2 separate regions of the Homo sapiens genome follow, and region 1 is linked to region 2. Evidence: chromatin contacts called from ENCODE Hi-C or POLR2A ChIA-PET data. All regions are on one chromosome and are shown on one strand. The core of a region is the stretch at or near the end of the contact, and the rest is flanking DNA. Distances in the headings are between cores, read along the strand shown. Region 1 holds the start of LINC02915 (long intergenic non-protein coding RNA 2915). Region 2 has its middle 150 kb from the start of THBS1.

Region 1 (5,607 bases), core at 1,696-4,195, 180 kb after region 2:
GGCTCAAGCACTTCTGTAGGCACTACATTCTGGGTAATTTAAAAAATGTGTATACTTATTCTCACATCCTTTAAGCTCAGCTGAAATCTACTCTGCAAAGTCATGCTTGAACCCTTGCTTTGAGCTAAGTGTTCTGTCAATTCCAACATATACACCTGTAATAAAACTGCTGAAATAATGTTAAAGACTCTTTAAAGCCAGGATCTTTACCATATTAATTTTCGTACTCCCAATGTCTAGCGTAGTGCCCAGCACATAAGGAATTTCCAATAAATTATCGGCTGTTGCTAGAATAAAAATTCAAAAGTAGGCAGTGTTGAGTTGGCAACTTAATTTTCTAAAAAGTATTAATTGCCTGCCTATATGGACAATAGAAACAACAACAACAAGAATATCCTGCCAATAAATCAGGCTTTTTGGCTGGTGCCTTGTAGTGCCTTGTAAATATTAGTAAGCATGTTTCCTATTCTAAAGTAGGTTTAAAAAAAAAAAAACTTAAATTCAGTAACTTCGTTTCACCTTCTTGAAGAACCTGCATTTCCTTTACATTTATAACCATTAGAGTGAGGCATGTTAAATAATTCAAATGAGAAATCCTAGTTTCCACCTTTATGTATCTCTCGGGTTTTCCTTTGTTCACCCAGTCTCCTGCAAAAATCATCAAATGTTCAAATTTATAGTTTGTGACTTGGTCACCCTGAACCTCTTGGTGACCCGGAATGAACATGAGATGCTGTTATTTAGCACTTGGAGCTCAGTTAGATATTAGTTTTCCTATAGTGAAATACTCTGATGCCAGTGAGGAAGGAAATCAGAAACAGGAATCAGACGATTCTGGCCAATCCTCCCAATACGAGGAGAGTGTCACTGACGGAAATGGGTCTGGATACTGGGTTTCTCTCTCCTAAATCCTTTGATGCCAGTTATTAAAATGGGTTACTTCTTACAGCCATGACATTGAACACTTCAATGAAATGATGCAAGATTTGGACTCCAAAATGTCCCCTCTCTCCCCTGTCAGCAGCATGAGCCTGAGCACGGCAAGAGTCAGCCAATATAGTGCACACACGCTTTGTTGAACTCATGTTCTTCCACCCAGGAGACTGAGGTTTCTGTGCAAAGAGTAATGTCAATCCGCTGGAAATCACTGGGTTGTCTGTTTCTTTGTTTATGACTTCTCCATATAGTTGGTTCTGCTCCAACTTATTTGAAAGGGACATCTGTTGGATGATTTGATGTGATGTCTGTTCCCTGAAAGTCATTTCTGACAGGGCGATGTAAAGGAACCTGAGAGGGAGCTCCGTCATGTGATGAGTGGCTCTTAAGTGCAGGAACAGATTTGAGAGGATTATCCAAGACAGTAACTTCAAGATCAAACTAGGCCATGGAGTTAGCCATAAGGCTCTGCAAATTCTTTGCGGCTCAGCCCTCTGGGGTCTCCTGCCACCGTGCTTGCCAGTAATGAATTTCACTTCCATGTGGGATCTTTCAGGTCTTCTTGACACACTGAAGCCATATGTGTTTCAGCCACTTCAGACATCATCCTGCTCTTTAACTTGAAGAACAGTCTAAGTCAGTGAGGTTTGCCATGGCATCAAATCTCCTTTTAAACCCACACCGCTTGAATAATAACTATGATTCTGGATAGTTGACTCATGAATATTTCCTGCGAAGGAACAATGAGGGTATTCTGAGGAAATTAAATCCATACAAGTAATTCCCAAACTTTATTCATGTTTGAATACTTTCTAACTTCAAATGTTTTTACCAGACTGGTAACACATAGCAAAATCAACTGATAAGATTGTCCTTTTTTCTTTCTTCCTCTTCCTCTACCTAACACTTCTCTAGTGTGGTACTAACTGGAGAAGGCACAAAGAGTAAGTAGATAGAAAGGGAAATGAAAAGTCAAAGAGCCCTACACTTTTTTTTCCCCCCTCTCTCCTGGTAGTCCTACTTCAAAGGCAGTGTAGCTTTCTCAGAAAGGCCAACCCACACTCAGAGGGTGAAGTTGGAAAACCCCAGCAACCCTATGATACACAATAAACCCATGTAAGGAGGTGGTCCCTTACAAACAGTTGGCTATGAATATCTTCTTTCAAATAGTCTGACACTCGTGGCATAATTATTTTTGTAAGAGTCCTCAGGAAAGTCTGTTTTGAAATACTGCATAGCTTAAGACTACAATAGTACCTTGCATAGTTCAATGTAAACATATCCAGGTGGCTTGTGAAGAAGAGAGGAAGCCAGAGGTGATGCTTCTCTATAGGAAAATGACACTGCAGCCAGCCCCCCGAATCCTGAGAAGACCCTAAATACACCACTCCCCCTCCCCGACAACTACCCAAGTGATATCCTGTGAGTGACTGGATTCTAATCTATCGAATAGTTTCTGTACATGAAAAAAAAATCAATTTTGGAATAAGAGTTGCCAGCAGAAAGATTTCCATTTATTAGGCACCTACCAGGTGCCTGATTCTATTGGGTACATTAAAGATATTCTTTCATTTAGTTCTCACCTGGAAACTCTCAAGGCTTGTTCACATTTTACTGATGAGAGAAATAAGGCACAAGAAGATTAAACAAACAATCCAGGCCAACTCAAGTGGAGGGATGTGTGGTTGAGTTCAGGTCTGCCTGTAAATCGCTTGAGGCCAGAAACTTTTCTCTATTTTGTTCACTGATGTGTCCCAAGTGCCCAGAAGAATGCCTGGCAAATTGTAGCTGCTTAGTAAATATTGAATGATTACCTTAATGAGAGAATCCAGCACGTGTACTCCTAAGTATTATTCTCTACAGTTTCTCCTCAGTCTCCTCACTCCAGTCTGTTACCTGCCCCTTTCTCCCATCCCATTTCAAAGGGAAATGGAGCCCAGAGCTGCAGTGGATGCTGTAGAAAGTTATATCTCTGTGTACATCCTGCTGAAGGAATGGAGCGATTGTCAGGGAGCTGTGTCATTGAGTCTGAGGCCTTACTTCCTTGCTCTCCCCCTTCTATTTCCTGCTTCCTCCCACAAAGATTTTCTGAGTCCTTGCTGTGTGCTGAGCACTGGAGACTCACTATGAACAAAGTTGGTATGGTCCCTGTCCTTATGCAAATTATTGAATAAATTATAGGTACGGTGAGTGTTTTGACAGAGAGGTAAGAATGTTATAGAAACATATAACAAGAGGACTCAGACCTATTCTTTGAGGTCAGGAAAGACATCTTTGCAAATTTTAACTTTAAGACAAGATATTAAGGATAATTAAGAGTTCCTAATGTATACCTTGGGTTTCCTGGATGTCTCTGCCTAAGACACTTTTAGGGAGGAGTTAAGACTGTTTTCCTATAATACTAAGAAGTCATTTGCCTTTTCATTCTTATTGCATTACAAGTGTACAATGGAGTTTTACAGAAGCTGCATAACATAGATTTCACAACAGATTGAATGCAGAAGCAGACATGAGAATCCATTTATCCTTTAGTAAGCCAGATATTGGTAAGATTTGCAAAAAATGCATAACAGCACTACTAGTCTCACTCATGTATTTTTGGTTTTGGAAAACGTGGCTATGTTTTCATAAAATGTTATTTATGTTAAGGTATAATCAGTTTACTATGTTGTTTTAAAATGAATTAAATATTTAAAAAAGAATTGGTTCTAATTTGCAACATGATATAATGATATAATCTACCTTTTTTAAAATGAAAAGGTCTTTGGGGTTCTTCAGAAGATTTGAGAGCACAAAGGGGCCGAGCCCCAAAAGTTTGCGAATGGCTGAGCTAAGAGAAGAGGAGGAGGGAGTGTTCCACAGTGAATAAACAGCCTGTGTAAAAGCCCTTCCCTGGTATACGACTTGTAGTTTTGAGGATATTAAAGAAGTCCAATGTGGTTGGAACATAGAAAGTGATGGAGAGAGAATATAATATGCAGAACAATGGGTAAGCAGTGCCATATTTGAGAGCAATGACTTAATCTTAGGTCAGTGGGAAGTCACTGAAGGGTTTTAAGCAGGTTGGAATTGATGAGATACATGTTGAGAGAGGAAGGAAAAGGAAAGAAGAAAGGAAAAGAATGGGGGGACACAGAGAAGGGAGGTCAGGAGGCTTTTGGGGAAAACTTAGTAAGCTATGAGGGAGGGACAGTAGGGCTGGATAGAAGAGGATAGATGTAAATAATATTATGGAGAATCTAGAGGACTTGGGTTTGATTGTCAGTAGAGAGTGACTTGTTTTGTAAAAGAAGGAATGAATTTTCTCATGGTTTTTTAGTCATACCACTTGATTTTAAATTCTAGCGCTAATTCTGTGACTGTGAGCAAATTATTTAAACTCCATAAGCTACAATTTTCTCATCTGTAAAAAAAACAGGAACAAGAGCCACAATTTCATATGGTTGTTGAAGTTATTTTAAAATGCACACATATCTAATATAACTGGATTATCGTAATTATTTATTTGTTTCCCTTACCTTCTCTTTAACTCTCTTTCTTACCATTTTAAGATGGAGGGGGGAAGTTGGCAGTGTTCTTCAGGAAACATAAATTCTTGGGAAGGGAGTTTGGACACCATATGCAAAATCTCCTCCTGTGATTCCTCTACACACTGGAGGTGTGCTTTCCTCAAGCACTTGAAGCAAATGTGTTCTCTAGTCTCTTCTCTCTCTCTCTTTTTTTCCCTGAAGACTACTCTGTCATTTAAGTTCAGTTATTTTTGTCTTACCTGCTCACTTTGGACTTGAAACTTTGTCCCGTTCTTCTTGTTCCATAGTCTGATTCCTACTATTTTTTTCCTTCACCTTTCTCTTCCCAAAGTCTTAGGCTAGCCTTCTCTATTTCTCAGCTTTGTCATGCCCTTGACTTTGCAAGATTCTCTTTCCTGGCAACCACCATCTACAGACAAAATATTAATAACTTTGGAGGAGTTAGGACAGAGGCATTAAAATTATTGTAAATAAAGCCAGATAGTCCTTTTGACTGGGTCCTGAACTACCTTCTGTTATTCCTACAAGTATCTTTTGAAAGGCTGTTCTCAAATGCGTTGACTTGAGAATTTAGAGAAATATTCTTTCGGGCTGAAGGGAAAAGAGACAGAGAACTACAAGGTCACAGGACCATGACAATATGTTGCCTTTTGCCAAGTGGCCCTTATTAAACAGCCTAGGAGGTGAGTGGAGGAGAGCATGGGTCTGGCAGTCTGCCCTGGGACAAGGAGCTTTGTCTGCACGCAGGTTCCCAGCTCACAGACGGTCCATATTTGAATAGAGCCCATTGTTTACCACTTGGGTGGAAAACAGAGGAAATAGGCAATGAGTCAGGCACCCACTTGTTTCAAAAGGAATTTTTAAAAGAGTTTCAGGGAAATCTAAGAGAAAAATAGAAGTTTGAAGGAAGATGAAGGAGACAAGGACAAACTGAGGGCTGCTGGATGCTAATGACATGCTTTTCTTTGCTGATAGCCTATCATTCTGGGTCTGTGGGTTCCAACCCTGAACCTGAATCCAACAGGAAAGGTACTTCTGGAGAAGAGCTTCCACTCTGGGGAGGCATTCTGACTAAGATCTAATCTGAAGTAGTTTGGAGTAAATTGATCTGCCTCTTTTCTCCATTTAAAGGACATTTGCT
Region 2 (5,346 bases), core at 613-3,112:
TTAATACTTCCACTGAGCTTGTAAAAGATCCCTGGGGTGCTGATCCTGAGAATCTATTAATGGAAGTGCACACATGAAATGACTTGCTTCCTTTATGTAGATGCTTACTCAAGAAGATGTTGGACACTGGGGACGTTTTGTGACCAGGAAAATACAGTCATCTGAAAAGACTGGCAGAGAATACTGCCTGGAGGGGGATGTGCTCCTTGTCTGACTCCTTTGAAGATCAAAAAGATAGAGGGAGGATTGGGAGAGGGCTGAGCAGGAGAGAGCAGGAAGGAGACACACTGAGCTGGTACACATCATGGGATGAAGGCCAGGAGAAACCAGGCTGCAATAAGTTAGGAGTCTACAGAGAGGGAGATATGAGAGCCATTTTGTGAAACTTTCCCCTAAGAATGGAATCATGCTTTGTGAGGTAAACTAATGGGGGGATAACATAGGTTTAATGGGGGACCTTTCAAGGACCTCTTGACTTGGTGCACCTATTCATCTCATCAGTGATTATTCTGTGCCCAAGACACCATAGTGTCCTGGATTTACAAAAGATAGGCATGAGACTGTCTCTGCTTTTGTAGAATCAACAATACCTCTGAAGGACCAAACCTATGCAGAGACATGCTCAATTTCATTTATCTAGTGATGGAACTTCATGGAAAGATGGCTAATGCAACATAACATACACTACATGAAGGATGAATCAGACTTCCAAAACTATAGTCTAATTCACTCCTTGAAAATATTCTTTTTCTTTCTTTTTTTTTTTTTTTTCCTGTGGCCCAGGCTGGAGTGCAGTGGTGCAATCATACTTTTGTAGTAAAGTGTCCCTGTGGTTTTGGAATGAGAAATGAGACGTTTATTTTCCTCAACTCACTGCAGCCTCAACCTCCTGGGCTCAAGCTATCCTCAGGCATGTACCACCATGTCTGGATAATTTTCTTTTTCTTTTTCTTTTTTGTAGAAGTGGGGGTCTCACTATGTTGCCCAGGCTAGTGTTGAACCCCTGGTCTCAAATGTTCCTCATGCCTTGGCCTCCCAAAGTGCTGGAATTACAGGCATGAGCCACTGTGCCTGGCCAAAATATTTTTCTTAAACAATGAGTTCTTTTTCATATTACCATGAATTTAAAATTTCTCTGAAATGACCAAAGACCACTTTTTGTTTTCAAAAGATATACAGTACATCCAGGGAGCTGGCTTCCAAGTTTCTTTTTTCTTTGCTGTTAAAGGCAACAATGGAATAAGACTTCAGAAGGTCTCTGTGCTCAGGATGGTGAATGATGTAGGAAATAGCTCCGTACTAGGGACTCTGGGGCAACCAAAACATTGGTACATTGCTTGTCTAGCCTAAACCAGTGGGAACTATTCTCTGGATGCTTTTCCCCTTACGTTTTCCCCTTTATTGCCCTCATGGACAAACTCATACATTGATTTATTCAACATATATTTTGACCTCCACCTATGTGTTAGGCACAGTATCAGGCACTGGGCACCCCATTACATACAGGTCCAAGCAGTCCCTGCCCTCAAGGAGGTTAATATCTAGCCAGAGAGACAACATTATTAGTTTAATAATAATTATACACGTTTTTGTTGTGTAATATTACTGCTTAAAGATTACAATTAGCTCAATTATAAGATAATTTACAAAATGCCCAACGACTAATGAATATGGGTAGTCATTGTCCAAATAGCTGTGCACACATCATCATTTAATTATAGTACTGAAGACAGCTGCACTGGCAAAGTGCAGGGTGTGATGAGAGTGGGTAATGGGGCAACCTGCCCTAGCCGCAGGGGCTGGGGAAAGCTTTCCTGAGGAAGTGGCTGTTAGCAAAAGACTGGGAGAGGGAATAAAAGTTGGCCCGGGAAGAGGAAGTAGAGAGGAAGGACAGAAAATGGTCCAGGCAGAGGCAACAGGACAAGAAAAGGCCCTGGGGCCTTTGAAACCCAGTTCCACTCTTGATCTGCAAACCTTTTTAGGGATACTACAAACTAGTCCCCTTACACTTTTCAAACAAAGAGAGTTCACAGTGCTTTCAGTTGCCCACTTTTATATGCTATCAACAAATTCCTAGCTCCCCCCATTTTCTCCATTTCCTCTGTCCTCAGTCTTCCCCCCACAGTGTTCAGTTACACAAAAGGGCCTACGTGTTTACCAGCCTCTTTCATGACCCTGATCAACAAGCTTTGGTGGAAGACATCTGCGTCTAGACAAAAGATTGGTTAGTCTTTGTGAAAGTAAATGTTCCACGTCTGACTCAACCTGACCAAGAGCCAAGAAAAGGATGATAAGGCTGATGGAAAAGATTTTCTTAATGAATGGCAGTAAAAAACAGCCCAAAGGTGAAGGCAAGAAACAGCCTTGGTGTTTCCTGGGGCTCCTGGCCCCAGACAGGCTCTTGAAAGCACTCAAGGATAAGAGGTAGGAAGGTTATTTCATTTCCTCTCTGCCTCTTTCTATTTTAACACTTTCCTCCCTCTCACGCTAATCTCTATTCCCCACACCTCATGCTCAAAACAGTCACCCTTTAGGTTTTGGGGGGTAAGTATTACCCCTTTCAAGTGGGTTAAAATGTCTGGAATGGAGATTATTAAAGCTAACTTTCCTGGTTATACCTTTTTTTTTTTTTTTTTTAAACTCTTTCAACTTCAGTATCTTGGAAAGTTGAGCCTATCATATCACCAGGAGGATTGAGAGTTTAAACAACAATTACAAATTACGTGGAAAGTTGGAAAAAGAAGAGAGTTCCCTCTATTCTTCCCTGGCATCTCTGGGTGGCTGTTGTCCATGCTGGAGGAGTTGTCACCTTATGTGCCCTTGAGGGACCTCCCCTCAGGAATCAGCAGTGGGATAACCTTGCAGGTGTTTTTTGTTTTTTCCCAGAAATAAGAGACGTAAGCAAGGTTTAAATTCATAGCCAAGTAACATAATTTGCTGTCAAATTTAATGAGAAAAATTTAAAAATTAAAGCCACATCTAATTTTTAAAATACATGATTATGTACTGAGCTCTTTCAACACAGAATCTTACATAGGTCTTCTTTCCTTTTACAATGATCCTTGTAAGGTAAGTCACACAACTGTTTATTTTACAGAAAGGAATCTGAGGCTCAAAGAAATTAAGTCTCTGGCTCAAGATCATAACTAGTAAGTGGCAGAACCGGGATTTGACAGGTGTTTTGATTTTAGGTCCAATGATCTCTTTGTTACACTCACTTCCTCACCTGTGGGCTGTGAGGGACTTTGTTGCTTAAATAAGCTAGGGCTCCAAGAACCCAAGCTTCTAGGATAAATAATAACCCAACCAATGCAGGGTGTCCACTATGATTCACCGTGGCGTCCTTACGTATTTTGGAAGACAGCAGTATTTGAAGGATAAGATTTTTTTTTTTCCTCTAGGATCCTCTAGGAAGGCAACTCAGGTCCTATAAAGAAGCTGCTGATTTTCACCCAGTGGCTGGGAATTTGATGGGTCCCCCTAAGATCTGCAAAGGGATGAAACTGGAACTTATTCTCCAGTTCTATGTCTAGGGTGGGTGGAGATCGATATTTTGGGAGAAAAATGGGAGCATAATGTAGAGGAGAGCCCCTGAAGGTTTGGGTTCCTTGTGCTGAGACCTAACATCCTACAACATCTCCTTTGCAACTGGGAGTGCTTTGGAATGTTTAAAAACACGTGCTTGAGTTGAGCAGTGGAGGCTCAGAGGACACTCTTGCATGAGGTGGAAAGGCTCAAAGTCCTGGCCTTCCTTCTCCTTGTCTCTTGACCTTGCTTCAGGGGGAGAGATGGTGAAGTGGAATGATAATGGATCTTGGGCATCAGACCCAGGTTCAAATTTGTGTTCTACTATTTTTAGGCTGTGTAGTCTGGACTTCAGTTTTCCTATTTGTCAAGTGAAGCTTAATAGTACCTCCTAAGAGGATTTCCCTGGGGATTGCATGAGCGAATAAGGGTTCCACATACTCTATGTCAGAGCCAGTGCTCAAACGTTGGTCCTCACATCCTGCACAGAGGACCTCTTCATATGTGATTATTTGTTTTATTTTACTGTCATTTATTATTTGTTTATCGTGTGCTCCCCCATTAGAATGTAAGCCCTAGAAGGAGTTATATAATATTGTTTGTTGAATAAATGATATTACTTTGAATACATAATACTCTAAGAAGTTCCAGGCACTGTAACAGTTCCAGCAACAGTTCCAGGCACTGTTCCAGTGCCCAGAACATGGTAGATTTGAATAAATAATATTACTGCAATACATGCATATGTCAATGTTAAAGTGGAGAGATAGAAGCACTCAGGAAGCATAAAGAAAATTCAGCCTCTTAAAATCTGGGACACCTTGAAACCATGAGTGGCTCAGAAAGAGCCAGCAGTCTCTGGCTATTGCTGGCTTTGCTGGGCTGCCCCCCTAGAGGCGTGAGGTTAGGATATTGTGTAACGACAAATGACACAGAGGGGACTGTCTGTTCTGGCTTCTTATCTAGAAGCCCTGCACCTCTATAACCCCAGGGCTGTTCTTGGAGCTGTGGCTCAGAGAGTCAGGCTGACAGCACAAGGACAGGGAAAAAGGTCCTATTCTGACATTCAGAGGATCTGTCTTTTCTCTCCTGGGTCTCCAGGACCCTATCCTTCTGAGCTAGATGCACCTACGTTTTGAAAATGAAGATGGGTAGCTGTGCTGAAGCTCTTGTCAGCATGCAATTGAGATACTCTTTGGCCAAAGCAGAAATTGGTTGGAATTCTGGCATCCTTGGCTTAGAAAAGAGCCTGAGCAGGTAGATTTTTCTGCTTGTGTTAGCTTATGAGAAAGCCCAGAGTCTCTGCATGAGCTTCTAAAATGCCTAATACTTCTTACACAATTCAAGTTGGACGGCAAGTGTCAGTGATGCAGCACCTTCAGACAGCATTTCCCAGAAAGTATGCTACAGATACCATGTCTTTGTCAAAGGCGGCGGCACGTGTGCAGCTGTGATGACAAATGCAGCGGGTGTTGCTAGTTGCGGAAACACAGCTAGGGGTTTGGTTAACCACAGGAAAGCTGGGGTGAGGGGCAGTCCCTCCGTTCTTGTATTCTCTCCCTAGATGATTCAGGGTGGTCCCTAGTTCAGCCTCAGACACGAGACCCAGATCACTGCAGGCTGTCTGTTGCCAAGCGACGGGAACCATTTGGCACCAGCCGTAGAGAGCAACCAGAATGGGCAGAGCAGAGACTTAGAGCCCAGAGGACTGGAAGACGCTGCCACAGCCGCACGCACTCTAGCCTGATGCTACAGGTCTGTCACTGATGATACTAAAAGTTACGCGGTTGACAGATGCTATTTACAGCCAGAACTGAACAA

Evidence for each region. Hi-C counts contacts between places; a loop is a spot of excess contacts on that map. ChIA-PET counts read pairs that join two places held with the same protein, here RNA polymerase II (POLR2A). Pooled maps may share reads with other maps.
Region 1: a map of endothelial cell of umbilical vein shows a loop between it and region 2 (8-fold over the local background). The contact joins the promoter of LINC02915 here to the enhancer-like site in region 2. A Hi-C loop is called at or near these places in 1 of 168 maps with a recorded cell type or tissue (endothelial cell of umbilical vein) and 4 of 50 pooled maps. POLR2A ChIA-PET finds 5 or more read pairs at or near these places in 2 of 52 experiments (BJ and endothelial cell of umbilical vein).

What each region holds. Positions count from the first base shown.
Region 1 is chr15:39,248,007-39,253,613 of GRCh38, reverse strand. LINC02915 (long intergenic non-protein coding RNA 2915) reads right to left here and starts at 2,945. Exons shown (of 2, transcript NR_144508.1): 1 at 2,751-2,945; 2 at 1-1,555. All of the region lies in intron 1 of LOC105370777 (a long non-coding RNA gene), which reads left to right.
Region 2 is chr15:39,427,032-39,432,377 of GRCh38, reverse strand. No RefSeq gene overlaps it. Among named protein-coding and RNA genes, the nearest start is that of THBS1, 150 kb to the left of the region's middle. Within about 2 kb of position 1,862, at least 5 of the 41 ENCODE cell types and tissues checked have a DNase peak (open chromatin) inside an H3K27ac peak, as active enhancers do; they include endothelial cell of umbilical vein, where a contact is called at or near this core.